3 separate regions of the Homo sapiens genome follow, and all the other regions are linked to region 2. Evidence: chromatin loops called from intact Hi-C (ENCODE). Cell type or tissue: ascending aorta. All regions are shown on one strand. Links, peaks and the distances in the headings refer to the core of each region. The heading gives the core; the rest is flanking DNA.

Region 1 (10,385 bases), core at 2,257-7,256, 350 kb after region 2:
TGATCTTGGCTCACCACAACCTCCGACTCCCGGGTTCAAGCGGGAGGAGGCTCCCTGCCTCAGCCTCCTGAGTAGCTGGGACTACAGGTGCATGCCACCACACCTGGCTAATTTTTTTTTTTTTGTATATTAGTAGAGATGGGGTTTCACCATGTTGACCAGGATGGTCTTGATCTACTGAACTTGTGATCTACCCGCCTCGGCCTCCCAAAGTGCTGGGATTACAGGCGCGAGCCACCACGCCAAGCCATGGAACCAATTTTTCAAGTGAAATTTTACTTAGAGGTCTGTTACGGACTAAATATTTGTATCCCCTCAAAATTTATAAGTTAAAAGCCGAAACACCTCCCTGCCATATGATGGTATTAGGAGGTAGGACCTTGGCAGGTAATTCGGTTTAGATGAGAACATGAGGGTGGAGCCCCCATCCTGGGATTAATGCCCTTAAAAGGATAAGACATGAGGTCTCTCTCTCTCTCTCTGTGTCTCTCTTTCTCCCTCTCTGCTCTTTCTACATCAACTATGTGAGAATTCAGCAAGAAGATGACCTTCTGCAAACCAAGAGGGGGCTCTCACTAGGACCCAAATTGGTTAGTACTTTTTGTTGTTGTAGATATGGGGTCTCTCGATGTTGTCCTGGCTAGTCTCAAATTCCTGGCCTCAAGTGATCTTCCTGCCTCACCTCCCAAAGTTTTGGGATTACAGGCATGAGACACCATGCCCAGCCTGGCTAGCACTTTGTTCTTGAATTTTTCCAGCCTCCGGAACTGTGAGAAATAAAATTCTGTTATTTAAGCTACCCAGTCTACGGTACGTTATTATAGCAGCCTGAGCTAAGACATGGTCTCATATAGAAAAGCCAAATTCAGGTCAGGCATGGTGGCTCACGCCTGTAATCCCAGCACTTTGGGAGGCTGAGGCAGGTGGATCACCTGAGGTCAGGAGTTCGAGACCAGCCTGACCAACATGGCGAAACTCCGTCTCCACTAAAAATACAAAAAAAATTAGCCGGGCATGGTGGCACGACTATAATCCCAGCTACTCAGGAGGCTCAGGCCTTCTGAATCGCATGAACCCAGGGGGCAGAGGTTGCAGTGAGCTGAGTTCGTGCCACTGCACTCCAGCCTGGGTGATAGAGCAAGAGTCTGTCTCAAAAAAAAAAAAAAAAAAAAAGAAAGAAAGAAAAAGAAAAAAAAGAAAGAAAAGAAAAGCCAAATTCTAATCTTTGGATAGGTTTGAGAAAAGTGCCTAGGAGGTGCAGAAGAGAAGACCCTAAAGGCATATTTTCAGCTATGTGACAGAAGTGGTTTGAAGGCTTACAATACCCTGGATGGACAATACCCAACTCTCTGGCCTTCAATGTATATTTGGACTTCCCAGAACCACCATGGCATGAGTGGCTGTTAGTAGTGCCTGGAACTACATGCCACAGTAACAGGGAATCAAATAGTGTCTGGTGTATACCTCAGGAGTCTCTTGGGCATTTAGTCCAGAAAGCCTTATAACCTCTAGGAATTCTTACATAAACTAAATAGTTTCCAAACAAAAATAAAGAAGCAGCTTGGGTACGGTGGCTTACACCTGTAATTCCAGCACTTTGGGAGGCTGAGGCGGTGGATCACTTGAGGTCAGGAGTTCAAGACCAGCCTGGCCAACATGATGAAACCTTGTCTCTAATAAAAATATGAAAGTTAGCCAGGTGTGGTGGTGCAAGCCGGTGGTCCCAGCTACTCAGGAGGCTGAGGAGGGATAATCGCTTGAACCTGGGAGGCGGAGGTTGCAGTGAGCCTAGATCATGCCACTGCACTCCAGCCTGGGTGACAGAGCAAGATTCTGTCTGAAAAAAATAAAAAATAAAAAAATAAAGGAGAAGACCCTGAAAAAGGTTCATAATTGCATGTTGTAATGATTTTGTTGTTTTAGTTTTTAAAGGGAAAGAAAATGGCTTCTCACTACTAGTTTTCTTGTATTTTATGTGTAGTGGTGGCCTTGATTTGATGTTGTCCTAGTAAGCAGCTGGCCAGAATTTCCATCTTCTCTCCATTGCTTTCAGTATTCCTGTGCTCCTGAGGTGGATTTGGTCTCTATATTCCTCTTCATTATGGCTGCAGTGGATGGAATCAGAGAAGAAACTGCTGAGGAAATACTTCCCTGGCATTCGATGTGAAGGATGAGAGTTCTGTATAGAAGAGTGTCATTATTGCCGTGGCCAACTGAATAAGGAAGGAGGTTTTGGTTTAAATGTGTGTGTATGTCTGTGGATACACACACATAGTACAAAAAGGCCAAGAAGAAGATAAACCAACATATTGCTAGTGGTTACCTCCAGGTGATAGGTTTAGAGATCATTTTTCATAATATATTTTATTATATTATTAATATATGGGCCAGGCACAGTGGTTCATACATGTAATCCCAGCAATTTAGGAGGCTGATGTGGGGGGATCGCTTGAGCCCAAGAGTTCAAGACCAGCCTGGGCAACAAAGCAAGACCTCATCTCTACAAAAAATGTAAAAATTAGCTGAGTGTGGTGCTACACACCTATGGTCCCAGCTACTCAAGAGACTGAAGCAGGAGGATTGCTTGATCCTAGGAGTTTGAAGCTGCAGTGAGCCGTGATTGTGCCACTGCACTCCAGCCTGGGAAACAAAGTTAGACTCTGTCTCAAAAACAAGAACAGGCCAGGCGCGGTGGCTCATGCCTGTAATCCCAGCACTTTGGGAGGCCGAGACGGGCAGATCACGAGGTCAGGAGATCGAGACCATCCTGGCTAACACGGTGAAAGCCCGTCTCTACTAAAAATACAAAAAAATTAGCAGGGTGTGGTAGCAGGCACCTGTGGTCCCAGCTACTCGGGAGGCTGAGGCAGGAGAATGGCGCGAACCAGGGAGGCGGAGCTTGCAGTGAGCTGAGATTGCGCCGCTGCACTCCAGCCTGGGCGACAGAGCAAGACTCTGTCTCAAAAAAAAAAAAAAAAAAAAAGAACAAATACATATATATTTGCATATATATGCATCATGTTCATAATAAGATAAAAGCAATCATTGCTTATTTAATGGAAATAGGTCCTCTGCTCTTTATATACCTATATATATCTTCCTGGGAACACTGCATGGAAAGGTACACAAAAAGGACCAATGAGGTGGAAATGACAACCCCTTACTGGGAAACAAATAGCATTTGTACAAAATTTTTATAATAAACCATTAAACACCAGGTATAGAGGCTTGCAGTGACTCATGAGGAATTTATCAGATTTCGTTCGTTTTGCAAAATGTCCCTAAGTGAAGAACTTTAAACTTCAGTCTTCTTCCTCTCTTGTCACTTTTTATTCAACATTCTTCATGTAGACTGGGCATGGTGGCTCACACATGTGATCCCAGGGCTTTGGCAGGCTGAGGTGGGAGGATTACTTGAGTGCAGGAATTCAAGACCAACCTGGGCAACACAATGAGACCCGATCTCTAAAAAAAAATTCTTTTAATTAGTCAGACATGGTGGTGCACAACTGTAGTCCCAGCTACTTGGGAGGCTGAGGAGAGAGGATCACTTGAGCCTAGGAGTTCAAGGCTTCACTGACCTGTGATCATGCCACTGCAGTCCAGCCTGAGTGACAGAGCAAGACCCTGTCTAAAAAAAAACAAAAGAAGGTACTTCATGTGGATGAAGTTTTCAAAGTCATATTTTCTGTCATGTCTTCTGTTAAAACATGTTTTATTAACAGTTAATTAATTAAATAATATTGAGTACTTTCCTGTCCCAGGCTTTTTGTCTAAGGCCTGAATAAGATGAATGAGATATGTTCTTTTCTTTGAGTTCTAGAGTAGTGTAGGACTCTAGAGGGACACAAACACCATGAAATAAAGTGTTTTGATGGAAGTTTATAGCAGGTAGGAGCACAAAGTCAGAAAGGGTACACTTTGACAGTGGTGGAATGAGCGTGGGATGGGTAGGTGATGGTGAGCAAGGTCCTCGATGTGAAAGTGATGCTTTAGCTTTAGTTTTATTACAAGTTTGACTGGAAGTTAATAGGGCCCAGAGAGGTTAAAACAAAATTCTGCAGATTTGTTCTTGTCCGGATTTCACCCGGGTTTGCTCTCTGGCTTAAAATCCTATTTCAACAGCATGATATGTTTGTGCTCACTTTGGCAGCACATATTCACCCCACCCCGCCTCCCAAAAAATACAAACGAACCATGATATGTTCATTAGATTTCACAAAAGGGGCTCCTTGTAAGTCTTGACAGCTTATACTTAAAATGCATGTAACATATCACCAATAAAACAGCATCACCAATTTTTTCTATCACAGTGATGGGAAAGAAAAAAATAATCCCGGACATGTAGGAGTTGGCGTGGCACTCACAGCTAGACTTTGTTGTTCTCCCGTGAGCATAAACAATTTCAAAGAGTACCAACATCCGGCAAGGTCCCTCTGTGATGGTAATGAAGTGAGACAAAAAGGAGGACCACTGCATAATCATGTCTGAACACAGACAAAACACGTTCAAGCCACAGAAATTAACAAATATCCCCCTCTCCTGGCTAATGTGAGTGATTGCTACTGCTTTTTGCTTTTATTACGAGGTGGGGGGCGAATTACAGCTTTAGCCTTAGTATAATCTAGCATGGTTTTATATCATTGACTGTAAATATTTCTTGTTTTTAGATATTTATGACTTACACCTTTTCTCCTTTAACAGTTATTCTTGATTTTGCCTTTCCTGAATTCACGATCTAAATTCAAAATTATAAAACTATTAAGATGTCTTTTTTTTTTTTTTTTTTTTTTTTTTGAGACGGAGTCTCGCTCTGTCACCCAGGCTGGAGTGCAGTGGCGCAGTCTCGGCTCACTGCAAGCTCCGCCTCCCGGGTTCACGCCATTCTCCTGCCTCAGCCTCTCCGAGTAGCTGGGACTACAGGCGCCCGCCACCACGCCCGGCTAATTTTTTTTTTATTTTTTTTAGTAGAGACGGGGTTTCACCGTGGTCTCGATCTCCTGACCTCGTGATCCACCCGCCTCGGCCTCCCAAAGTGCTGGGATTACAAGCGTGAGCCACCGCGCCCGGCCAGATGTCTTTTATACCTAAACCATATTTTGGGTTCCTAAAATGTTCATCAGGTAATAATAATAGGCTGAATGTTTATGTCTCCCCAAAATTCATATGTCGAACTCTGAACCGCCAACATGATGGTATTAGGAGGTGGAGCCACTGGGAGGCAGTTAAGCCATGACGGTGGAGACCTCACGAATGGGATTAGTACGCTTATCAAAGGGACTCCCAGAGAGCTCTCTCTCCCTCTTTCTGCCATGTGACACAAGAAGTCAGCGATATGCAGGCGGGCCGGGCGCGGTGGCTCATGCCTGCAATCCCAGCACTTTGGGAGGCCGAGGCGGGCGGATCACAAGGTCAGGAGATCGAGACCATGGTGAAACCCCGTCTCTACTAAAAATACAAAAAAATTAGCTGGGCGCAGTGGCGGGTGCCTGTAGTCCCAGCTACTGGGGAGGCTGAGGCAGGAGAATGGCGTGAACCCGGAAGGCGGAGCTTGCAGTGAGCCGAGATTGTGCCACTGCACTCCAGCCTGGGCGACAGAGTGAAACTCCGTCTCAAAAAACAAAAAGAAGTCAGCAATATGCAACCTGGAAGAGAGCCCTAACAATAACCAACCATACCTGCTCGTTGCAGTGGCTCATGCATGTACTCCCAGCACTTTGGGAAGTCGAGGCAGGAGGATCCCTTGAGCCCAGGAGTTGGATACCAGTCCTGGCAACATAGGGAGACCCTGTCTCTACAAAAAAAAAAAAAAAAAAAATTTAGCCGGACGTGGCGGCACACACTTGTAGTCCCAGCTACTTGAGAGTCTGAGGTGGGAGGCTTGGTTGGGCCTGGGAGGTGGAGGCTGCAGTGAGCCATGATCTTGACACTGCACTCCAGCCTGAGCAACAAAGAAAGACCCTGTCTTCCAACCAAGCTGGTACCCTGATCTCGGACTTTCAGCCTCTAGCACTGTGAGAAATAAATTTCTGTTGTTTATAAGCCACCACTCTATGATACTTTGTTATAGCAGCTCTAAGTAACACAAAGATTTGTTCCTCAATCCTATAAAAGATAATAAGAGTAAATTTATCCAACTATTAAGTAAAAGCTGTTATGAGAGCTTTTCTCTGCTAAACTTAGTAATAATGGTGGTGGTAATAATGATAATAATAAACTTTACAAATCTAAAGAGTTTAACTTAAGTTAATCATACATAAAGAAAATATGGCCAGGCGCAGTGGCTCAGGCCTGTAATCCCAGCACTTTGGGAGGCTGAGGTGGGCGGATCACTTGACTCAGGAGTTTGAGATCAGCCTGGGCAACATGGCAAAACCCCATCTCTACCAAAAATGCAAAAAAATTAGCCGGGCAAGGTGGCATGCACCTGTAGTCCCAGCTACTTGGGAGGCTGAGACATGAGAATCACTTGAGCCTGGAAGGCAGAGGTTGAAGTGAGCTGAGATCGCGCCACTGCACTCCAGCCTGGGCAACAGAGCCAGACCCCATCTCAAGAAAAAAAAAAAGAAAGAAAAGAAAAGAAAATATGATAATTAAATATTCCTTCCTTTACCAGAAAAAGTAAAACTCCATGGTGGCTTACCTCTTTTAGGAGATTATCTGAGTATCTGAGCCCTGGACAGATCTTCTAGATCAGGGGTGTCCAATCTTTTGGATTCCCTGGGCCACATTGGAAGAAGAATTGTCATGGGCCACACATAAAATACACTAACACTAATGATAGCTGATGAGCTTAAAAAAAAAAGCAAAAAAAAAACAAAATCTCATAATGTTTTAAGAAAGCTTACGAATTTGTGTTGGGCCACATTCAAAGCCATTCCAGGCCTCATGCAGCCCACAGGCCACGGGTTGGAGAAGCTTGATCCAGAGACTTTCTTAAATAACCCTGATTTAATTGTATTCATTAATGGTTCAAACATAAAAAGTAAAACTAAAAATTGCTAAACAAGATAACCCATCACAGACTTAAGTTTGTCCTTAAAATATAAGCTTCTCATAGAAACTAAATCAGTTCACATTTTGTATTATAAACATTTTACATTTTCTGCGTATTATGATGTTTTGATATTTTTAAAAACCTTTCTGACTAGGGGGAGACTGCCCCTCCTGGGGCTAGCCAAGATTTAAAAATAACAAAGGCCCAGCCAGGAGCATCTTTAATATGCAAACTAACCAATCCAGAGCCGTACCTCCTCTGTTTGGCCCAGATACCCCAGGAGGCCACATTCCTCTTCTTTTTTTTTTTTTTTTTTTGAGATAGAGTTTTTGCTCTTGTTGCCCAGTCTGGAGTGCAATGGCGTGATCTCGGCTCATCGCAACCTCTACCTCCCAGGTTCAAGCAATTCTCCTGCCTCAGCCTCCCGAGTAGCTGGGATTACAGGCATGCGCCACCACGCCTGGCTAATTTTGTATTTTTAGTAGAGACGGAGTTTCTCGATGTTAGTCAGGCTGGTCTCGAACTCCCGACCTCAGGTGATCTGCCCGCCTCCGCCTCCCAAAGTGCTGGGATTACAGGAGTGAGCCACCGTGCCCGGCCCACGTTCCTCTTCCTAATCATCTACTGTTACCGGAAAAAGGGTCTTGTTCCAGATCCCAAAGAGCGGGTTCTTGGATCTCATGCAAGAAAAAATTCAGGGCAAGTCGCAGAGTATAGTGAAGTTAAGATAGTTCACTATACTCTGATTAGAGACTACTTTATTGCAGAGTAGGGTGTCCTCAGAAAGCAAGGAGGAACAAAATCACCTCAAATACAATGCTTGCTTAGATAGGATAATAGAGCTAAGAATAACGGTCTTACGTGCTTTATTACAAAGGCTTGTGATCAGCTTGTGACAGGATAGTAGCATTGTTATTCTCTTTTATAACTATTGATTTCAGCAAGAATTTATGGGTATACTATTATCTTTAACGTGACATTGGCCTGGCGTGGTAGCTCACTCCAGTAATCCCAGCACTTTGGGAGGCCGAGGCAGGTGGATCACTTGAGGTCAGGAGTTCGAGACCAGCCTGGCTGACATGGTAAAACTCCGTCTCTACTAAAAATGCAAAAATTAGCTGGGCATGGTGGTAGGTGCCAGCAATCCCAGCTAATTGGAAAGCTGAGGCAGGAGAACTGCTTGAACCTGGGAGGCATAAGTTGCAGTGAGCCGAGATCACGCCATTTCACTTCAGCTTGGGCAACATAGCAAGACGCCGTCAAAAACATAGATGAATAAATAAAAATTTTTAAAAAGTGAAATGTATTCTTAAACTAAGAGTGCATTTTGTTCTTAAGATATTGGGACATCAGGACATTTCCTTAAGTTGTGGATCTTATGTAATTAGCCTCCTTAACTTGTCCCCTCAACCATAAACATCTTGTGACCAAGAGTTCCCAACCCCCTGGGAATGTAACCCAGCAGTTTTGGCTTTATTTGGCCTTTATTCAAGATGCAGTCACTCGGGTTAGGACACTTCTTTTTTTTTTTTTTTTTTTTTTTTTTTGAGACGGAGTCTCGCTCTGTCGCCCAGGCGGGACTGCGGACTGCAGTGGCGCAATCTCGGCTCACTGCAAGCTCCGCTTCCCGGGTTCACGCCATTCTCCTGCCTCAGCCTCCCGAGTAGCTGGGACTACAGGCGCCCGCCACCGCGCCCGGCTAATTTTTTTTTTTTGTATTTTTAGTAGAGACGGGGTTTCACCTTGTTAGCCAGGATGGTCTCGATCTCCTGACCTCATGATCCACCCGCCTCGGCCTCCCAAAGTGCTGGGATTACAGGCGTGAGCCACCGCGCCCGGCCAGGACACTTCTGACACTAGGGCCAGGTACCAAGCAACTAGAAACCATCCTTATGTAGCCCAAAGCCCAAGGCAGTTATTCAAACTAGCCAGTCATAAACTGTTCACCCTGCCCTGCATTGCCTATTGTATGGAAGTCCCAGTAAAGGTCATGGCCTAAATCCTCCCCTTGCTCGTGTCTTCTGCCTTCAGACCACCCTGATGTCTTTCCCATGTGGCCCTGCATGATGTACCTGGCCTCCTGTCTGTACAACCTGTGAGTAAATAAACTGTTTTATTTCTGAGCCTCTCTGACATCTCCTCCAGTGACCATACCTGAGGGATCATCTCATAAAAGAATTACAAGCCAGATGTGGTGGCAAGCATCTGTGGTCCCAGCTACTTGGGAGGCTAAGGCGAGAGGATCACATGAGCCTAGGAGTTTGAGGCTGCAGTGAGCCATGATTTTGCCACTTCACTCCAGTCTGGGTGACAAAGCTAGACCTTGTCTCTGAAAAACAACAACTAATAATTTGCAAAACAGATGGCTAAATTGATTGCCTTGGCCCAGACTTATCAACTGACAAAATGTAAAAGAAGATTTTTATATTTATAGTAAACTTGTGATTTTAAGATAGTTCATAACATCACAACGGTTTAGAAACAGAGATTTTCTGACCTCTCCAAGAACCCTCATGTCTGAAATGGTGAATTTGAAAACTTGGAGATGTTTTGCCATTATCCAAGAAGGTAATCATAATAAAAACATTTCAGCCAAAATGCTTCATAATTTCTCTCTCAGTAGCAGAGATAGATTGGCCACAATACTGAACCAACAATGGTGGGGCAATTTTGAGAGATATTGTCCAAGATATTTTCAAGGAAGTGTCCTACCTGCAGTTGTGCAATCTTGCAAGACTATTAGGGTAGGAAATGGGCAGGAAGTACAGCCTTGAGGCCCATTTTAAACCTCTCCAAATGGGTTGTGAGTGTGTTCTGGTTATCATGGTCTATTCTTATGGTTGGTTGAGTCCTCATCTTGCTATAGAACTGAATATAGTGATTTTTTTAATTGCTTGCTTTTATGCTCCTGATGTGGGAAATCTCGAGGTATCTCCCTAGTAACAGGGACACACATCTTGTTGGTATCATTATTTTTAAATCCCTTAACATATTACATTTTACTCCCTTAACATATTACATTTTACTCAAAAACTCCTCTATCCTTGCCATGCTCAAATTCATAAAAAAAATAAAGACAATTAATAGAATTCTCAAATTATAATTATCAAAGCTTTCAAAAATCCTTGGACTTCCCAGGCCCAGAGAACTGTCATTAGCCCTGATGACAATGAGATCAAAGCTCTCAAAGATCCACAGGTTATCAACTTCTAAGTTAATAAAAGCCTGCTTCATGCATTTGGGAATTTCACTTCCAATCCCAGATACTACTGATTTACAGTCTAATATGGCTGAATATTCCAAGAGACTCATATAATACCTCCAGCATTATGACCGACAAAGTGCATTTTCAAAGTATGTACCTAAACATCCTCTGCATGATCCGCAA
Region 2 (10,385 bases), core at 3,197-8,196:
AGCAAAAGAAGGTTATGTCCTTCTCACTCTTTGAATCATTCTGACTTATTCTTTTGCTCCCTTTTGCTTTTATCATATGATTAGATTAGGCCAACCCAGATGTATGTTGTTAAAGAAAATAAAGAAAAAGCGAAATTACAACTGAAAAACAATTAGGAAACTAATTACTCAGAGCATTCTCTCCCTTTTCCCCAAAATAAACAGTTTTTGGTCCAGTTGGGTCATGGTAGGAAAAACATTTATAACCAGACTAAAAAAAAAAAACTGAGAAAAAAATACCTGATTTATTTGGACTACTAAGTACAGCAACTCAACTGACAATGTCAGAATCACCACACAGCATTTGGGCTTTTGTTGTATTTTACCTCTAACAGAATGTGACTACATGTGATAAACATATTCCCTTGAAATATCTAACTACCCATTAAAAAAAAGTCTTCAGCCAGGTCCTATGGCTCATGCCTGTAATCCCAACACTTTGGGATCCCAAGGTGGGCTGATTGCTCGTGCCCAGGAGTTTGAGACCAGCTGAGTAACATGGTCAAATCCCGTCTCTACTAAAAATACAAAACATTAGCGGGCTGTGGTGACGTGTGCCTGTAGTCCCAGCTACTTGGGAGGCTGAGGTGGGAGAATCAACTGAGCCAGGGAAGGTGAGAATGCAATGAGCTATGATACTGGAATGAGACCTTGTCTTAATGTCTCAAAAAAAAAAAAAAGAATGAAAAGAAAATAAAACTCTTCTGTACTGTTTATTTATGTGAAGAGCTGTTTTAGTAAGACAAAGTAAGAACCAGGCCCCACTAGCAGCCTTTCAGGAGTCCTCGTGTAGAACATGCCTCTACAATGTGGCAGAAGGAAATTTTGGATAACTGAGCTGCTTTTCATATTAACTGCTATGTAGCCATGTGCTCCAGCTACTTTTTTGGTAACAAGTTTATTGAGATATAATTCTTATACTATAAGGTTCGCCACGTTAAAGTATACGGTTCAGTTAGTATATTAACAGAGTGTGCAACCAATACTATAGTCTAATTTTAGAACATTTTTAATGTCCCCCAAAGAAACTCTGTACCCATTAATAGTCACTCCCCCTTTCCCTCCTTTCCCCCCCTTCTCACAGCCCAAGGCAACCATGAATCCATTTTTTTTCTCTATATGAAGGCTGTAGCTACTTTTGTTCCAAAATGCATATAGGGATAACTATACTTTAAAAATAGTGAGATTGATTTGGCATTTAAACAGTAGAATCTGGGCAGGGTGGCTCACACCTATTATCCCAGCACTGTGGGAGGCCAAGATAGGCTGATCACTTGAGCCCAGGAGTTCGAGTCCAGCCTGGGCAACAGAGTGAGACCCCCGTCTCTACAAACAAAGATACAAAAAATTAGCTGGGTGTGGTGGCAGGTACTGTAGTACCAGCTACTTGGGAGGCTGAGGTGGGAGGATCACCTGAGCCCAGGAAGAAGAAGAAATTTTTTAAAATAAACAGTAGAAAAACTCATCTAGGGATTTTGAAGTAACAATATAAAAAAGACTAGATTAATGCATGCATGCAATTTTTAAAAAAGATAAACGGTAGAAAAACTCACCTAGATATTTTGATGTAATGATTAAAAAAAGACTAGATTAATGCATGTTTACAATCCTTCTGAATGCTGCACTAATACTCCCTGATTCAGAACTTGGAACCTAACTACTAAAAAGGGAGCTTGAAGATTCTTGGATATACCTTCTTCATTTTACAGCTGGTGTTAATGAGACTTACATGAAGTTGAATGGCCCAAAGTTGCTCATCTAATTAGTGGCTGACAAATATATCTTTACTAATTATTATGCTTAAGTGACACAAATGTGAGATATAGGGTTAAAACTTTACTCCTAAGGACAAAATATACTACAACCAAGAGTTTTCTGCACCAGCCCAGAGGAATATACTTGAAATTCAACTTTCAAGCAATGGATAATCACGTGAGTGTAATAGAATTGCACAATAAGCTTGTTCACGTGATATTAAAGAATTCATGTCTGTTTTAGGACTACTTGATGTATAAAAAGGTATCTTTTATGTATCAGAAAAAAATGCAGTTAACTAGATTCTACCTGGAGCCCTTAATTCACAAAGAGTCTCTTCCTGTACTGCACCTTCATGAAGGATACAAAGGTCAAAGAAATAAGCCAACTTCAATTATTTATTTTTAAAACGAACTTCAAGTTGAACGTGGATTTAGTCCAATATACTATATTTGTCCCTCGGTATCTGTGGGGGATTAACTCCAGGACCCCAGTGGATACCAAAACCATGGGTCCTCAGGTCCCTGATATGAAATAACATAGTAATTGCATATAAGCTATACACATCTTCTTGTATACTTTTTTTTTTTTGAGACGTGGTCTCACTCTGTTGCCCAATGTGCATGAAGCTTCCTAATGTAATTTGTGGCAAATGATTTGGAGAGAGAATGTTTCTTCATATCACAAAAATAATACAGGTTAATTGCAGAAATTTTTCAAAATACAAAATACCAAAAATTATCACACACACACACACACGCACACACACACACACACACACACACACATGCAAACTTGTAATAGCTACGTCCGTATTTATTTTACTGCCACTAAGCCTTCTTCCACAGTAAAGCTTTCTACACTATTTATCCAGTTCCCCATTGCTGGATAGTTAGGCCGTTTTCAGTTTAAGTTTTTGTAAATTATGCTTGTGGTGAGTTTTCGTGTACTTATATATTTGCAGTACCTCTTCAATTCATTACATATGATAATTTTCCAGAAGTAAAATTGCTGGATCAAATAGTACATATTTGGAATGCTACAAAGAAGTTGCTGTACAGAAAGGTTGTACCATTTGACATCCCCACTACCAGAATACTAAAAGGCTTGTTTTCTCATAATCTCATTTACAAAGAATATGGGATGGATACATTGCTTTCAATGTCTTGCTTGCTAATGGGTAATTAGGGTAAGGAGCAACAGTATGGCCAGGCGCAGTGACTCATACCTATAATCCCAGCACTTTGGGAGGCCAAGGCATGTAGATTGCTGGAGCCCAGGAGTTCCAGACCAGCCCGGGCAACATGGAGAAACCCTGTCTCTACAGAAATAATAGCCAAGTGGGGCGGTGTGCACCTGCAATCCCAGCTACTCGGGAGGCTGAAGTGAGAGAATCATCTGAGCCTGGAAGGTGGAGGCTGCAGTGAGTGGCGCCACTGCACTCCAGTCTGGGCGACAGAGCGAGAAACTGTCTCAAAAAAAAAAAAAAAAAAGCAAGAAGAAAAAGCAACAGCATAAGGCAATGAGCCCAGCAATATTTCCCAAGCTTCAAATGGTTTTTCCCCCATATGAAACAGCAGCTATATAAGTCACAAACCTCTCCCTCTCTGCCTTGAATAACATCAGAAGTACAACATTGTCATAACAATCAGTTGGACAATGCCGAGAGATGTGCAGTCTAGCTGTTTGGCAGTATGTGAACAGAACAAAGAAACAGGCTGACTGAACTTTCCATTTTTGCCTCATTTGGCACCAATCATAGCATGAATTTTCTGTGTGTGGTCTTCAAACCAGCATTCTCAGCCTCACCTGGGAACCTGCAAATTCTCAGGCTTCACCTCAGACCTATTGAATCAAAACCTCTGGGTGTGGGTCCCAGAAATCTGTGTTTTAACAAACCCTCCAGAAAATTTTGATGTATACTAAAATTTGAGATTATGCGGGATCTTACTTCTTAGTGGTAGTTAAAACTCCTGCCCAAGATCAGGTGAAATTATAGTGCTTACCCCTTGTCTCCATCTCTCCATCCATCAGTCTTTCTGCTTCTTACTTTTTAATGTGCCAAACTCCCTCCCTCTCTCCTGTCTACTATATCCCCACTCTAATACTCTATCCAATAATAATAGTGGATGTTGGGTGACCCTCTGCTTGGCTGGATCATTACCACTCTATCAGTGTAGCCATCTTCGTCTGATCTTAGGGTTCCTAGAGATAGGGCCTATGATGTACTAACAGATTACACTGTATTTATTGGTTCGGGAAAAGGGAATCATGGTACAACCAGAAGTGGCAGAGTTGGGAGATCTCTCTCAAGTCCCAGAGCTCATACTCTTAACCTTAAAAGCACTCACGCCTTTGCTTCATCATTGGTCTCTTTCTGGGATGTTCTTTCCCGCCTTTGCTGACTGTGGATCCTGCCCATCCTTCAAGATGGAGCTCTGTTATGTTAAATGGATTTAAGTGGGGGAAAATAAAGTTTGTACATGGTTTGGCCCTGTTGTGGTTTGATCTCTGGCTGTGCTCTCCTATTTTATTTCCTTCCTGTTTTTATCTCCCACACACCTTCCCAGCCACACCAGCTTCCTTACTATGCCACTAATACAGTAAGCATGCTCCTGCCTCAGAGCATTTGCACTTCCCTTTCCTCTTAGAACACTTTTCACACCTAGGGCAGAGGTCCCCAACCTTTTTGGCACTAAAGATAGGTTTTGTGGAAGACAATTTTATCATGGATTGGGTGTGGGCAGGGGGGATGGTTTCGGGATGATTCAAGTGCATTACATTTATTGTGCACGTTATTTATATTATTATTACATTGTAATATATAATGAATATACTGAATGAATATAATGAATGTAATATATAATGAAATATACAATTTAATGTAGAATCAGTGGGAGCCCTGAACTTGTTTTCCTGCAACGAGACGGTCCCATCTGGATGGAGGTGATGGGAGACAATGACAGATCATCAAGCATTAGATTCTCACAAGGATTTTGCAACCTAGATCCCTTGCATGCACAGTTCACAATAGGGTTCACGCTCCTATGAGAATCTAATGCTGCCACTGATCTGACAGGAGGTGGAGCTCAGGCGGTAATGCCAGTGATGGGGAGCAGCTGTAAATACAGATGAAGCTCAGCCTCCTCTCACCTCCTGCTGTGCGACCTGGACAGATACCGGTCTGTGGCCTGGGGGTTGGGGACCCCTGCCCTATGGGACTCTTCCCCTACACATTTACATGGCTTTCTCCTTCTGGTCATTCAGAATGCTGCTCAAATGTTACTTATTACACTACCTCAGAGGGGCCTTTCATGACCACCCTATCTGAAGTAGCTCTGTAATCATTTTATTTCCTTTTGTTATGCCTTATTTTTCTTCATAGCATTTCTCATGATTTAACCTTTAATTATGTCTTTATTTGTTTATTGTTGCTCTTGACCCCGAATGCAAGCTCTGTGAGGACAGGGACTTTCTAGATTTTTTCCTTTGTTATTTTATCTCTAGTGCCTAACGAAGTACTTGGTATATATAAGGTGCTCAAGAAATATTTTTGGATGAAAGTCAGAGTTATGAAAAAAATTGATTTTTTTTTTTCTCTGAGACAGAGGCTTGCCCGTCACCCAGGCTGGAGTGCAATGGCGCAATCTCGGTTCACTGCAACCTCTGCCTCCCTGGTTCAGACGATTCTCCTGCCCCAGCTTCCCGAGTAGCTGAGATTACAGGCGCCCACCACCACGCCCGGCTAATTTTTGTATTTTTAGTAGAGACGGGGTTTCACCATATTGGCCAGGCTGGTCTCGAACTCCTGACCTCGTGATCCGCCCACCTCGGCCTCCCAAAGTGCTGGGGTTACAGGCGTGAGCCACTGCGCCCGGCAAAAAATTGAATTTTTAATGACACTCGGGATATTGCAAAGAATGCAATAAGCAAAGATTGGAAAAAATGCACCAAAATGCATTAGAATTTAAGAACTGTAGGAAATTTGTATTTCCCCACATGTACTTTAACATATTTTATAAATTCCTGAAATAATCATATTTTACTTATATTAGAAAAAATAAACACATTTGTGGGTAAAATAAAAAGCATTTAAGTTGCTTTTTGATTTGTACATCTCATGCTTTTTTTTTTCTTTAAGAGATGGCGGGGGGAGGGGGAGGTGGGCGGGGGGGTCTCACTGTGTTGCCCAGCTGGTCCGGAACTCTTGCCTCAGGTAATCCTCCCACATAGGCCTCCCAAAGTGTTGGGATTACAGGCGTGGCCACCGTGTCCGGCCCTACATCTTACGCCTTTAGTCCTGCGGGTTTTTTTGTTAGTTTGTTTTCTGCCACGGGTCTGGCGGAAAGATTTCCCTACTCCAGCTCACTGCTGCCTGTCAACCACCAGATGGCAGCATTCAACTTCCAAAAACTGGCCTTTCGTTAACTTCTCACAAACCGCAGTAAAATAAAGGAAAAAAGAAAACTCTTATGGTTAAACAAATTGTGGAGTTTTGGGCTACTTCAGAAAATAGATATTCGTTTGAAGGTGGAAAATATTTTATCCTTAAACCAGTTTCTCAATTTAATTCGGACAGTTGATCTTCAGGGTATTCAAACAACTAATCCTGAAAGTCTACTAGTAAAGAGGAGTTATGGCATAATTTTGCATTTCTCAGAACCACACCTGGCAGCTGTGGTAGTCAAGACCAGCCTTCTTTGGAAACGTTTTGGCATCTGCGCGAAAAGCGTAACTTTAAGACCTCTGAACAATTCTTCTCCCATCGCCACAGCTATAACTAATGCTCCCCCAAATCACTTTCCTTTACCAGATAAGTAACCAGGGAACTTTAAACGCCTGTTCGCTTTTTAAATTCAAATATCCCTCAGGGAATTTGAATTGTTATAGGTTTTTGTGTTTTGTTTTGTTTTTGAGACAAGGTCTTGCTCTGTCCCCCAGGCTGGAGTGCAGTGGCATGATCTCGGCTCACTGCAACCTCCACCTCCCGGGTTCAAGCGATTCTTGTGCCTCAGCCTCCCAAGTAGCTGGGACTACAGGCTCGTGCCACAGCACGAGGCTAATTTTTGCATTTTTAGTAGAGACGAGGTTTCACCATGCTGGCCAGGCTGGTCTTGAACTCCTGACCTCAGTGGATCTGCCCACCTTGGCCTCCCAAAGTGCTGGGATTACAGGCGTAAGCCACCGTGTCTGGCCATGAGTTGTCATAGAATTTTAGTGTCGTAAATCGTAATAAAATATAGTTTTATTTTGATTTTAAGGAAATAAATCTGGGACTAAGGGCTTAAACAACTTTCCCATGATTAGATAGCTACTTAGTGGCAGAGCTAAATGAAACAAGGCCTAGGTCTCCTACCTTCAGCCCACTGTAGGCTTTATGTTTATTTAGGTTCTGCTATTATATATATCATACTGCTTTTTTTTATGAATATATACCTTGCAATAGTACGCTGTCTGGGGCTCGCTTTAAAATATTTTAGAAATCAATCACCCATTCAGCAAAATATATAAATTATGTATAATTTATAAATAAATATTAGCTGGGCATGATGAGGCAGCCGCAGTCCCAGGTACTCGGGAGGCTGAGATGGGAGGATTGCTTGAGCCAGGGAGGCAGAGGCTGCAGTGAGCCGAGATCATGCCACTGCACTACAGCCTGAGTTATGGAGTGACACCCTGCCTCAAAAAAAAAAAAAAAAAAGAAAAAGAAAAAAACAAGAAATTTATAAATAAATAATATACAGTATATGAAATTATATAATAAATATAATAAAGTTTTTTTAAGAGTATATCTTATTGAGATACCAAGGAAGGAACATTAAAAAAGATGGAATGGAAAATGGAGAGGTTGAGGATGAGGACAAATTTCTTCCAGTTACTTCTTCATCTACTGGTGATGCTTGACTGAATCAGCTGTGTGATCTTAGGGAAGTCATTTCCCCTCTATAAGCTTGTTTCTTCATCTGGTAAGTGAGGTCTTTAGGAACGATGGCCCTAAAGGTACCTGGAAGCAATATGCATCTCAGCTCCCTACGAAAACCCCCAAATATTTAAATTCCTCTTTGGATTTTCTGAAAGGGATGGCAAAAGAAGCCTCAGATCAGGTAGAGCCCCATGGTTCTGACTAAATCATTTCTGACAGCTAGGCAGTTCCACGGCCCCACAGTTCCTCAGAATGCTCCAAAGCCACCAGTTCTGAACTGGGACTGAAGTCTTTAGGAAGCAGCCATACTTAGTGTTGCAGTTTCCCCATAGCTTAAGGGTACCCAAGGAACATGGCTATGTACCACTCCCATGGCTCCCCGAGGCTTCCATTTAAATGTAAGAACACAGACTGAGGTGGACCAAAGTTTAAATCCCACCTCTGCCACTTCCTAGACGTGTATGATCTTAGTTATTTCTAGTTCTCAATCTCCCCATAAATAAAACTGTTGGGAAAATTCAGTATTCAATAAAGGTGAGTAAGAAGGTAGATAGAGAGGTAGACAGAGAGGTGATAGGATAATATATTTGAGATATTGAATTTTTGCCCTCCAGGAGTTCGCCCCCTTCCCATTCAAAGTGCTAGTCATTTCGGTACTCATTTTCTCAGTGGTGGCATGTGACTATCATAAGGCATAAACAGTAAGATCTTTCTGACTTAAGAGGGCAAAATCTTCAGGCAGTGGTGTGCTGGAGCCGGTTCCAACTGGCTCCTTGAGCTAAAATTAACCATTTTAAAGTAAACAACTCAGTGGCGCACATCTTGTTCCAAAACATTTCCATCAATCACTACAAAATAAAACCCCACACCAATTAAGAAGTTACTCCCCATTCATCCTCCTTTCAGGCTCTGGTAACAACCATTCTACTTTTCATTTCTCTGGATCTTCCTATTCTGGATATTTCATATAAGTGGAATCGTGTGCCCTTTTGTTCCTGACTTCTTTCACCTAGTGTGACGTTTCTAAAGTTCATCCACTTTGTAGCATGTATCAGTACTTCATTCCTTTTTACGGCTGAATAATGTTCCATTGTATGAATATACCACTTTTGTTTGTCCATTCATTAATTGATGGACATTTGGACTGTTTCCTCTTTTTAGTTGTTATGAATAATACTACTGTGAACATTCCTGTATAATTTTTTTTGTGTAAACATATGTTTTAAATTTTCTTGGGTATATATATGGGAGTCGAATTTCTGGGTCATATGGTGACTGTGTTACCAGAGTTGTGAATAAATGCCTACAATCAGCCATCAAGAGCTATTTGGAAATCAGTACGTGGAAAGATATTCAACATCATTAGCCCTGGGAAGGGGGAAATGTAAACCAAACCACAATGAGATAACACGTCACATCCACTAGGCAGATAATAACAAGTGTCAGGGAGGATGCAGAGAAACTGAAACCCTCATACATTGCTAGTGAGATTGTAAAATGGTGCCGCTGCTTTGGAAAACAGTCTGGTAGTTCCTCAAACGGTTAAACTTCGAGCCTTCATTTGTGAATGCCTCCTGGGCATGGGAGGGGGTGGTCAGGCCCTGAACAGAATAGCTAGAGAAGCTTCTTCCCTCCTCCCCCTGGGATGAGATAATCATTAAACACATGCCCATTCAGATAGACAGATGGATATGTGGATCTGATATTCACCTCTTTGGTGTCACCTCACATCTTATTCCCACCCCCATCCCCAATTCTCACCTTCCTGAGTGGTAGATATCCTACTGCAATGCAAATTCTCTCCAAAACAACTAATGCAGAAAAGGTAATCCATGGTTTCCCCTCTTTGTTATAACTGATTTTCTGGGGGGTTTTTGGAAGTGCGAGCAGAGACTTACCATGTAACTTACATATGCAGTTCACATTACGTATTGTCCTGCCACTGGATCTGATTGCCACCATTCCACTCCTGGAAATGCCCACTTCATTCCTTTCATCCTGTCTAGCTCCTTCCCATCCTGTGAGATCCAGGTCAAATCTCGTGCCCTCTGTAAAATTTTTCCTCAGTTAAATCCAGGATAAAAGTGCCCAGTGACTGGGTAGCATAGCTCCCGGATATCCTAGTACTCGTAACTAAACACCGTAAAATGCTGCTTTTAAAAACTTAATATAGTGAAGCACATGATTTTTTTTGGATTTATGTTCCACTTTATGCTAAAGACATGGTGGCAGGCACAAAGAGTTTAAGAAATAGTTAAGGGGCCGGGCGGGATGGCTCACGCATGTAATCCTAGCACTTTGTGGGGCCGAGGCAGGTGGATGGCTTAACCTCATGAGCTCAAGACAAGCCTGGGCAACAAGGTGAAACCCGTCTCTACAAAAAATACAAAAATTAGCCATGCGTGGTGGCATGCGCCTGTAGTCCCAACTACTTGGGAGGCTGAGACAGGAGGATCGCTTGAGCCCAGGAGGTTGAGGCTGCAGTGAGCTGAGATCGCTCCACTGCACTCCAGCCTGGGTGACAAAGTGAGTACCTGTCAAAAAAAAAAAAAGAAAGAAAGAAAGGAAAAGAAAAGAAAGAAATGGTTAAGGGAGATAAGTTTAAAATGAAGTAAATGTGAACTAAATTTTGTGTGGAATGCGTTGGTTAAAGACTTTCATTGTTTGG
Region 3 (10,385 bases), core at 3,147-8,146, 96 kb before region 2:
GTCCCTAGCATTACTTCTTATGTTCTCAGTGAGGTTCTGGATCTTGTCTACCTTCATGCCAAATAAATGCTTCAGAATTTATATCACAAATAATCTAAATTGAAATATTAAATTTAAACCTTAAGCAAAAGTATTCCACTAACCCCAATTTTAAAACATCCCAATCAACCACTTCTGTTCTTATACCTGTCATGCAACAAATACCTAACCTAACTTTTCAGGAAGCTTTCTCAAACTAAATTAATCCCCTCTAAAATTAAGCCTTATGCCACAGTTCCAGATCTCTTATGTGTACAGTATATTAAAATATATTATTTTGAATACTATTATATATTATAGTGAAATTCTTTTCTAATGGTTATATTACTGTATACATTTGACTATTGTATAAATCCTTTAAGTACAAAAACCATGTCTCTTTTTATTAGCCATAATCATGTTTCCAAAGTAGGAGTTCAATAAATGCTTGCTTAATGAATCTATTCTAAAACCATAAGAGAGGCATGATAGCTATGCAAATACACACAAAACAAAACACACCATACCACAAACAAAAAGTATATAACCTACGAAGTTAAATAAGCATTGAATTTTCAGAATAAATAACCTATTTATTGGCATGGTGTTTAATAACTGCTTTTTTATAAAGAGAGAATGTGTTACACTGGAAATAACATTAGGATAGCACTGGAGTTGAAAAACCTAGGCTCTGACCCACACACTCTGCCAGACTCACCATTTAACTTTGGACAAATCACTTAACCTGTCTCTCAACCACAACGAGCAATTACTATGTACTCTGCCAAGCTCACAGGGTTATTATTAGGATACAATAGGATAATATATATGAAAGTACTTAAAAATGTATAAAGAGCTGTATAAATGGTATTATCTTAATGATGAATGTACCCTTCAATTAAAGATAACATTTTATTTTAAATGAAAGAAATTAAGGGATAAGTATGCTGTAGAACTTATCACTGAATAAATCAGTACAAGGTTCAGTAATTCAGATTCAATCTATAGCAATTAAAATATGAGTCAACTGTCAAAAATGTGCTTCACATTCGATTTTTCAGGAAGACATTTATTAAATGAAGCAAGGCAGATATTTGAATAAGGCCACAAAATCACAATCATGAGCTCATTCCACTAAATGCACTGAGAGGACCTTCACCTCACAAAATCAAATGCTGTGTTTATCTGGCTCCATTTTACAACCTGATACAATGCACCATGCCCTACAGTTGAAAAGGTGAACCAGCACATGTAGGAAATACTAGAGTTGACTCCTGGTTTACAGGAAAACACGTGATTATCCAGGACACGGCAGAATCTGATGTAAGAATTCCTAAATCTGTTTCACAGACCTACTGCTCATGTACATAAACAGGTATAAAGAAGCAGAGGGAGCAGCAGCAAGTACGCTGAAACATATCCACTTATTTGTAGCACTGGTGACAGAGTCAACTATGCAAGGTTTCAGGATTTGTTTGGGTAACAATTAAATTCACTTTCAAGTCAACAAATTATCATAGTATCCAGATGGACCAAAAAGTTCTATGCAATTTCCCTTCATCTTGTCAAATCTATCTACAGACCATCTCGGAGAAGACATTACAGCAAGAGTCAGCTACTTTACTGAAATGGGTTACCAACTTTCTGATCACTGTTTTATGTCCTTATGTGGGTGAAAATTTTAATCAAGGAGTATCTGGAAGGGAGATCTACTCAAAAAGGTCATGAATCTCCAATCACCAATTGGAGATTCAAGTAAATTAGCAAACTCCCCCTTTTAAATGTTAATCTCCTAGAGAGGCTGCCATAATCATTTACCTGAGCTCTATCCCAATAAAGTAAGAGGAGTGAGGTTGAAGAGAGAAAGAGAAAGGAGAAAAGTGTGATGGGGACAAAGGGAGGAGGCAAGTGAAGAACAGACACTAGAAATGCAGAGAGAGGTAAAAAGACACCAAAGATAAACTCTGCAAACAGCTGCCTAAAATACATTTTCCCTCATAGGAAGCCTGTTAGCAGAGAAAAGATTTTGCTGCTACATGTTTAGGGGGCATCATTTTCTTCACGTAAATTTATCAAACAATTTGAAACAATTTTTGAGTATTTAGTTCCTAGTTTTGGTTTTGACTTTCTTGACAAGTGGCTTTAAGGTTAATAACTAAACTTTTATCAATGTTCTTATTCACTCAAAGAACAAATATTTCTTGAGTGCTTAAAAAATAAACAATTTTAGGGTTTCTCAGCCCTGAGTGCATATTAGAATTACCTGGGAAGATTTTTTTTCCTTAAGTTCCTTGGCCCCTGAGATTCTGATTTAATTGGTCTAGGGTGGGATCCAGGCAGGGTTGAAAAAACAAACAAAAAATCTCCCTTGCAATTGTAATGTGCAGCCAGGGTGGAGAACCAGGGGTCTATTTCATCTTAATGTAAAAAAACCTTCCCCCATTTATTTTGAAATGTATTAATTTCTCCTTATTCAATATTGTTTCACCCAGATTCTCACCACCTCTCACCTAGATTAACATTAACCGCTTCTTAGCTATTTTCCCTTCCTCTTGTCTCTTCCTAATGCAATAAGGAATGCTTGTCTAACTAATCGGTTTGGTTCTGAAACAGTATTCCACTGAGTCATTTTAAGTATAACAAGATCACCAAACAGATCATTTTCATCAAATAGAGAATATACTGTATGTGTGTTCCTGTATGTATGTGTGTGTATGTATGTACATATGTATGTATAATCTCAAACACACTCTATTTTTCTTCAGTTCCAATGTACCTGCCGTCATTTACACATAATGAATAGTGGTCTCTCTACATTAAAAAATACTGCCCCTAAAAATTTCGTGGCTAAATTTTATCAAAAACAAATGGCAAATGAGTCACCCAAAGATATCTAATTTAAATGAAAAAAAAGAGCAGCACAAGATCTTGTTTACTCTGATTTTTGAAATGTTCCCACAAGAAATGCTCATTCAACTGAAGAGAAAAAGTAAAATGAAACTTATGATGAATGAATGTTTACCATGAACAGATATGGTTCTGCTTTGTGTTGAAGCTTGCCTCAGAAAACCAACTGAAGGCTTAAAAGCCAAAGGCTGTAACTGCATCAGATGATATTCATATTTATGAGAAATATTATCAAATACAATAAAGGGGATATATAATAAGAAGACTGAACAAGTATATGGCTTACACCCTGCCTTTTAAGGGGCTCTATTTCTTCTCAGGGATAGCAAGACAGAAACATAAAAAGAAAATAAAACCAGCACTGCCAAGTAAGTGGTAAAGACAATAAGTACCATGGGAATTCAAAGAAACAGGAGATTCTTGTGGACTAAGGGAGTTGGAGACAATTTCTTGGAAGAGCTGGGGCTTCAATAAAATTAAATAGACGGAGAAAAGAGGGAAATCCCAAGCATACAGATGATCTTGTACAAAGATGAGGCAGAAATGCACAAAATGTATTTGAGAGACAGAGAGTTGACCTAGTTGGAAGAGAGGATTCTATGTGGGAGCATTTTGGGGAATAAGGTTGCAACAATAAAGTGGAGCCCAACAATGAAAGTCCTGAATGCCAAGCTAGGATGCTTAAACTTTGTCCTGCAGGTAGAAGGATCCTTTATAGGTTAGAAAGAACAATAAGAAAAAAAAAAAAAAGAGGAAGAAGAAGAAAAGAAAAAAATCACTATAATGATGCAGTCTGAAACTGTTTTACTTGAAGCCTTTGAAGAACACACCAAGTTGCATAATATCTTGCTAACAGTCATGAATATGTGAACATATTATTTAGGAAATCTGTTCTGAGTGAAGGAGTAAATACTCCAACATGCTTTACAAAATATAAAATCAGTGGTCGATTACACATTCATAGTTCTTAGGATCATTGCTAAAAGAATCACTGGGTGGAAAGCTTCAATTTTAGGTTTTCCTCCTCTCCCCACTTTGTTCCAACACAAATACCTTGATTTAAGATCTAAAAACTGAATACATCTGAAATTGTCTTGTTTTGAAAATAAGTGGTATTTTACTACTCCTCATTATGGGTGAATTTACTTACTATATTGTTTCAAAATGACGACATCTATTAAAATAATTTTGTCCAGATTTATTTCAGCAAAGCAGATGAAAACAGAAATAAATAACAAATTTAAAGATTATAAAAAGTAAAAAAAAACCTTTCATCAAATCAAGACATATCTAAAATAATCCAGCATTGGTTTATAAGAGAGTGTGTCCCTAACAAAAAATGCCAGCCACAACAAAGACTACCAGAGAGTATATGAAGAACATTACAATAGCCAATTTCTCACCCAAAGTGATAAACCTTTAATCCACAACTCCATAAAGAATGGAGATAATTTTTTCTCAAAAATACCCTTAAAATTGTTGGCTTTCTACTATAAAAATTAAGACTCTAAGATAACTCAAAACAAGGATTAGCTTTCTTCTAGTAAGCAGACATGTAAGTGATTGATGATTTAATTTACCACTGCAGCAAATACTAATTTAACCACCACTACCTTCTCAACACCAGGAAAATGAAAAATCTCAGTCTTTAAAGGCATACGTGACAAGAAAGAAGCCAAGAATATCGTAGGATGATTAAACCACACAGAAAAACCATGGCAATCCTGCTGCTGTACTCTGAAAAAGGATATGCCATTCTTTCAGGCACGTATGCCTTTAAGGAATATGTAGAGATTATGATTTTTGTGTTTCGTTTAGTTTGGTTGGGTTTGGTTTTCCGGGAAAGACGGGAAGATCCAGGAGAGTTGAAAGAAGTGCATTAAGGAAGGTGTCAATGACTCCCTCCCACCCAAACTGGGGAAACTTGCTTTAACAATGATGCTCTTTCACCCCTAACATCCTACCAGTTTCTATACATCCTTCAGGCAGCATTCCTCCCCTCCCCTATTGCTTGATTCGCCCCTCACGTTCAGGAGAACGGGCTGCCCCGACTTTGTTAGTCTGGCGGTCCCCGCGCACCCGCCCAGACCCGCAGAGTCCAACAACGCAGCCACGCAGCCACCCACTCCCCGCACCTCCTCCTTCACAGCCAGCTTCCCCTCCCCCCGTCCTGTCACCTGCTTGGGTGGTGTCCGTCAGGTCGTAGCCGCTGCCCGGGAAGTCTCGGAGTTTCCGACCACTGAGGCTCAGGATGCCGGAGCTGCCCGCCTCTTCCAGGGCCCGGTCCAGGCTCCTCACGGTGTGCTGAGGCTGCAGGCTCCCCGGGTTCCACGGCGGCCCGTTGGGGAACGGCTGACCGAAAAGAGTCGGTACCGGGATGGGGACCACCAGGGTCCCGCCGCCGCCGCCGCCTCCCCCTCCAGCCCCGCCACCTCCCCCTCCAGCCGTGCCACAGCCACCGCTACTTCCACCTCCACCACAACCGCCGCCCCCACTGTTACCGCCTCCTCCCTGACTCGCCGCCATGTTCCTGGGAGAGAGAATAGCCCCCGACAATACTGTCAGCCTGTGCCGCGAGTGTAAGGGGTTCTTAGGACGCATGCGCAGACTGGGGGCGGGGGGTGGGGGGCGAGGTAGAGAGTGGGAAGGAACCAGGGGGCGGGCTGGGAGGAGGTGTTGGATAGAGAAAAGATGATGTTTGAAAGTGCAGAACGCTTGCTTTAAGAAATGTATGATAAGAAGGATGCTAAATCCCGGTTCTGCTGCTTTGGGTACCAAAGTCTTGCGAAACGACACCAGGCGAACTATAGGTCATCTGGGCTGTATGTCCCCAACTCTCTAAGTTGCTTCACTGTTTCCGTTCTGCAAAACAGAAACAAATATATGAGCTAGGGATGAAAGGGATTCGTTTCAGAATATACAGAAACAGCACTTAGAAGGGCTATGGGGCAGCTTATTGAGAAGCTTACTGCAAATGCCTCAGGAATCCTTTACCAGTGTTAGAGAAACGCTGGGGAGTCACTTGGGGAGGGAAATGAGTGCAGTGTTGAGTTTGGGGCATATATGAATTTCTCCATAGTTTAGAATTCTATAATAGGAAAAGATTTGTAAAATGTTTTCAAGGAAGCCTCTCGTTTCAATGTATGTAAGTCTCAGCCAGACTGTTGCCTTCCAAAACTTGGAAGAGTTATCCACATTCTGTTCTATCACTCTTTGAAGTTGTGCCAAGATCTCCAAAATACCTCTAGTTTCTTCTCATCGTGTCAGTACTGCCTGATGAAAATCTCTTTGATCATCAAACAATCTTAAGTTATTTCTGAAATACAGGTTTTGTTTTTAGATGGAATTCTGAAGATTTAACCCTGGGTATTATGAAGCCAATCGATCTTGAATTTTAGGAGTTCATTCTCAGAACCTGAAGATATTTTTAATGTAGAAGACATAGAGAAGAAAGTTCAAAGTCCTTTATCTGGCATTCCAGGCCTCCATAATTTAACCCCAGACTATCTAGCCGAGTTTATCACCCAACCATTTAGGCCACTGCCATCCCTTTACCCACTACCCTCTCCACTCTCAATCATAGTCATTCAAATCTTTTTCTCTAGTATTCAGTAAAGTTGATGAAGAAAACTATCAGAATGCTTGGACATATTCACTTATCATTGAGTATCCTATGTATCTCTTTTACACCTATTTCAATTTGAGCAATGTGTCAACAGCCTCATTTTTTAAGAGAAATCTCCACTTCAAAAAAGTATATCTGCCATAGGCTCTACTTTATAAAAGATTACAGGAAAGAATTACAACTTGTCTAAATTGATTTGTGGCTATACTGGTTAACTAAAATGATTATGTCATGAGAAATTACATTCACCATATGCATGACCCAGAAGGAAGAAAACAGAGAATCAGACTCTGTATAGTGAATTAGCAAGTGAGATAAATTATTAAAACACACCGGTGTCAAAAAGGCATGTTGCACCTTATATCTCATCTTCCTTATATCTTAAATCAAATTATTAATTCATAATTCATAATTAATTGAGAACTTCAGAATTAAGATGAATGAGAAAGGACACTAAGTTCATTAGAGAAAAGATTAGGAAAGAAAATATTTTAATAATTAGCCAATGAGAATTTTTGCAATTATTTAAAACAATGTATTGGACTCCAGGAAAAATATGTCCTATCAGGATACCTGTCCAGTGAAAAAAGGCATGTACAGCCAAATTTAAGAAGGAAAATAATTTTTCAAAAAGTTGAAAGATAATCTAAGAAAATGGGACGCTTATTAAGTAAGCTATGTATACCTTAAAATCAGACAAAATAACATGTTGTAGAGCTCTTTGACAAGAACACCAAGGCCAAAAGATTTAGAAGAGAGGGCATAAAGTTTAGAAATTTATTCTGAACTTTTAACTCCCTGTGTAATACTTGGGAAAGTGGCTTAAAAGCTCAGTACTTCAGTGTCTTCATATGTAACAATGGAAAATAATAATAATAATAATATTTTTAAAGTGCTTGCTACTTGCCAGGGAGTGCTTTGTATATACTTACTTGTCTATCGATCCTCATAACAACCTTGTAAAGTAGGTACTATTATTCTTCCATTTTATAGATGAGGGAAAATAGTACATACCTACTATATGATTGTTGTAGGAATAAATAAAGTCATACATGTAAAGTGGCAGGCACATACCTGACATTCATTTATTCATTTAATAAGCATTTAAGGAGCAATTACTCTGTGCCAGAAACTCTCCATGCCAGTAATACTATAGCATTGGGCACTCAATAAGTGTTAATCTCTTTACTACACCTCTACTCCTTCAAAAACTAAAATAATAAAGAACATTCAAAATGTAGGACGCCAAGGAAAAAATTAGTAAATGTCCTGATAACTGTGGGTAAAGACATTATCTGACATATTGCATGAATTTTTTGATTCAGTCTATACTAGAGGATATTTTACATTGATTACCACTGCAATGCAGTCCCTGAAATGACACATTGGTAACTGGTTGAATTACAGCCAGCAGTCAGAATTATCCAAGCCAAACTTATGAAATGTATGTTGGTAAGTCACCAACTATATGACATATACCAAAGATTATACAAGGAGAACAGAGGGAAAGTAGGGGAGTTTTGAACAAAACATGCAGCCTCTACTAAATCACTGGCAGACTCCAAATGTAGTTTCTGTTCAAAAGAACTCTAGAGAGGATTTCTGAAATTCCAGGCCAGTTTATAGTCACTGCTATTCCAAACAAACACTTATAAATATATGGAGAAAGAAAGGCACAACCAAATGTCCAAAGCTACAAATTCTATTAAAGGTCAAGATTATTGGGCTAAAGTACAGGATGTTCTTACTAATCTGTAAATAAATCAAATGTGAGATATGTTTTAGCTCAGGATCCAGAAAAAGGCAACCAACTTGGAGATTAAATAGCTCAAAGTATATTACGAATTTTTAAAAATCTTGATCAAGACCCAGGAAAAAAACATGAAAATCTCTGTAGTCTGTTTTTTGAAAACATCAGCTCAACTAAATGCTAACTTTAGGGGGAAAAACGAAATGTTGGGTGTCATCAAAACATGTATGAAAAACCTGAGAAAACATGTTGGTTTACCCCATACTAAACTATTGGAGTGAGCTGCAGCTGGAATGAGATATGCAGTTCTGCTCACTCCAATCTCAGCACAGTCTTGAATTAGAGAAAGCCTTGAGAAATGCATACAAAATGATTAGAGATAAGGAGGAGGAAATTCACTTGGCCCTCCTCTGTCTAGTAACTTGATCTTCAGTCTCTTCCAAAATCCCTGTTCTTTCATGGAGCCTTGTAAAGGACTATACATTAATGTGTTTTAGCATAATTTACCACATACTATATACAGCATCTCTGATCCTCCTTCACCTATCTGTTCTTGATTCTGCCTTTTCAGATAATCCTTTGTCCTGCTTTAACCAATCCTAACAAATTAATTAATCCCAAAGTTAATATTTATTAACTCATAAAGCATTTGGACAAATGTATGAATGATCACTATTACTTAAAAGGAGCTATTACATACCTAGTCTTCAAGGTTGATGTCAACAAGCACTATTATGTTCCATCTCGGTTAGAATCTCTGCCCTGACATTTGAAAAATGTGAGATGTTAGACAAGTCACTTAACCTCTCAAAGTCTCAGATACCTCATCTATAAACCAGAGATCATTACATTATTAGCTATCTTTAGGAGTGTAGTGAGAATTATATGAGATAATTGTATTAAGTAACTAGCATATTAATGATTATTTTCAATGGTTCTGGGTTCATTCTGTCAATAGGACACCTATCTGAGTGGACCATGAGTTAACAGCAGAGCAGTTCCTAAATTCTTCCATACTATTGTGCTACCAGCACTAATAGGCACTTCCTTTAGTGTCACTGTTGAGGTTATAGCCTTGTCAATTCACCCCAAGTTCCTGCCTCCCCTAATCATTGTGTTTTCACTATAAACAGTTAACCTGACTCCAATTTCTGCTTACTGCCTCTAATGCAATCCCGGATTTTGACCTCTGTGTTTCTAGTATTTTAACCTGATATCATGAAATTTATTTAAAATATATGTTCCATATCCTTCTTTAAAATATGTCCTAAATGTTTTTGTGTACACAACATCGGTCTGTTACAAATTTTGAAGTTTTCTTATTAGAGTAGTATGTAAAGATACAGAGATTGTTAAATTTTGCTAGTGTAGCTTGGTCAAAGGAAAGTAAGTAAAACATCACACAAAATTACTGTAAACCTGTTATGTCCAATTAGAAAACATAATGTTGAGGAAGATTTTTAGTCTTCCTTAAGATTACATTGGAAAATCTCCTCTTCATATATAAACATGGAAACACACATGCTATGATGTATAAACATGGAAAAACACCTGTTTGGGAGATGATTTGCCCCCTCCAAAACTCATGTTGAAATTTGATACTTAATGTGGTTGTGTTGGAAGGTAGGGGGCCTACTGGGAGGTGTTTGGGTCATGGGGCAGAACTCTCATGAATGTCTTGGTGCTGTTTTCGTGGTAGTGCATTTTCAATCTCTTGAGACTGGATTAGTTCCAGAGAGAGCAGATTGTTATAAAGCCATTTCCCTCCTCCTGCTTGGTTCTCTTCTTCCCACTGACCACTTCCCCTTGACCTTCTCTGCTATGTTTTGGCCTAGCACTTGGCCCTCACCAGAAGCCAAGCAGATGCCAGCACCATGCTTCTCATATTTCCCAACTTGTAAAACCATGAGCTAAATAAACCTTTTTTCTTTATAAATTACCCAGTGTCAACCGGACTTGATGGTTCATGCCTAAAATGCTAGTGCTTTGGGAGGCCAAGGTGGGAGGGTTGTTTGAGGCCAGGAGTTCGAGACCAGCCTGGGCAACATAGCAAGACCCTATCTCTACAAAAAAAAATTACTCAGT

Evidence for each region. Peaks named below come from ENCODE experiments on the same cell type or tissue, not always from the same donor. Only the 100,000 strongest peaks of a DNase experiment are listed, where the experiment ranks them.
Region 1: it touches region 2 in a loop (10-fold over the local background); 19 of 110 quality-filtered maps call a loop at or near these places.
Region 3: it touches region 2 in a loop (2.1-fold over the local background); 7 of 110 quality-filtered maps call a loop at or near these places.

What each region holds. Positions count from the first base shown.
Region 1 is chrX:115,675,138-115,685,522 of GRCh38, forward strand. No RefSeq gene overlaps it. Among named protein-coding and RNA genes, the nearest start is that of PLS3-AS1, 120 kb to the left of the region's middle. RefSeq lists enhancers at 5,268-5,819, 10,177-10,385. In ascending aorta, for the core only: a CTCF peak has its summit at 4,548 (motif pointing left); no DNase peak of the experiment used is centred there; H3K4me3 peaks cover 479 bases; H3K27ac peaks cover 382 bases.
Region 2 is chrX:115,324,550-115,334,934 of GRCh38, forward strand. No RefSeq gene overlaps it. Among named protein-coding and RNA genes, the nearest start is that of LUZP4, 40 kb to the left of the region's middle. In ascending aorta, for the core only: a CTCF peak has its summit at 6,163 (motif pointing right); a DNase peak (open chromatin) is centred at 6,124; H3K4me3 peaks cover 979 bases; H3K27ac peaks cover 1,125 bases.
Region 3 is chrX:115,228,591-115,238,975 of GRCh38, forward strand. LRCH2 (leucine rich repeats and calponin homology domain containing 2) reads right to left here and starts at 5,506. Exons shown (of 21, transcript NM_020871.4): 1 at 5,103-5,506. The coding sequence starts at 5,451. In ascending aorta, for the core only: no CTCF peak of the experiment used is centred there; DNase peaks (open chromatin) are centred at 5,131 and 5,451; H3K4me3 peaks cover 1,824 bases; H3K27ac peaks cover 1,678 bases.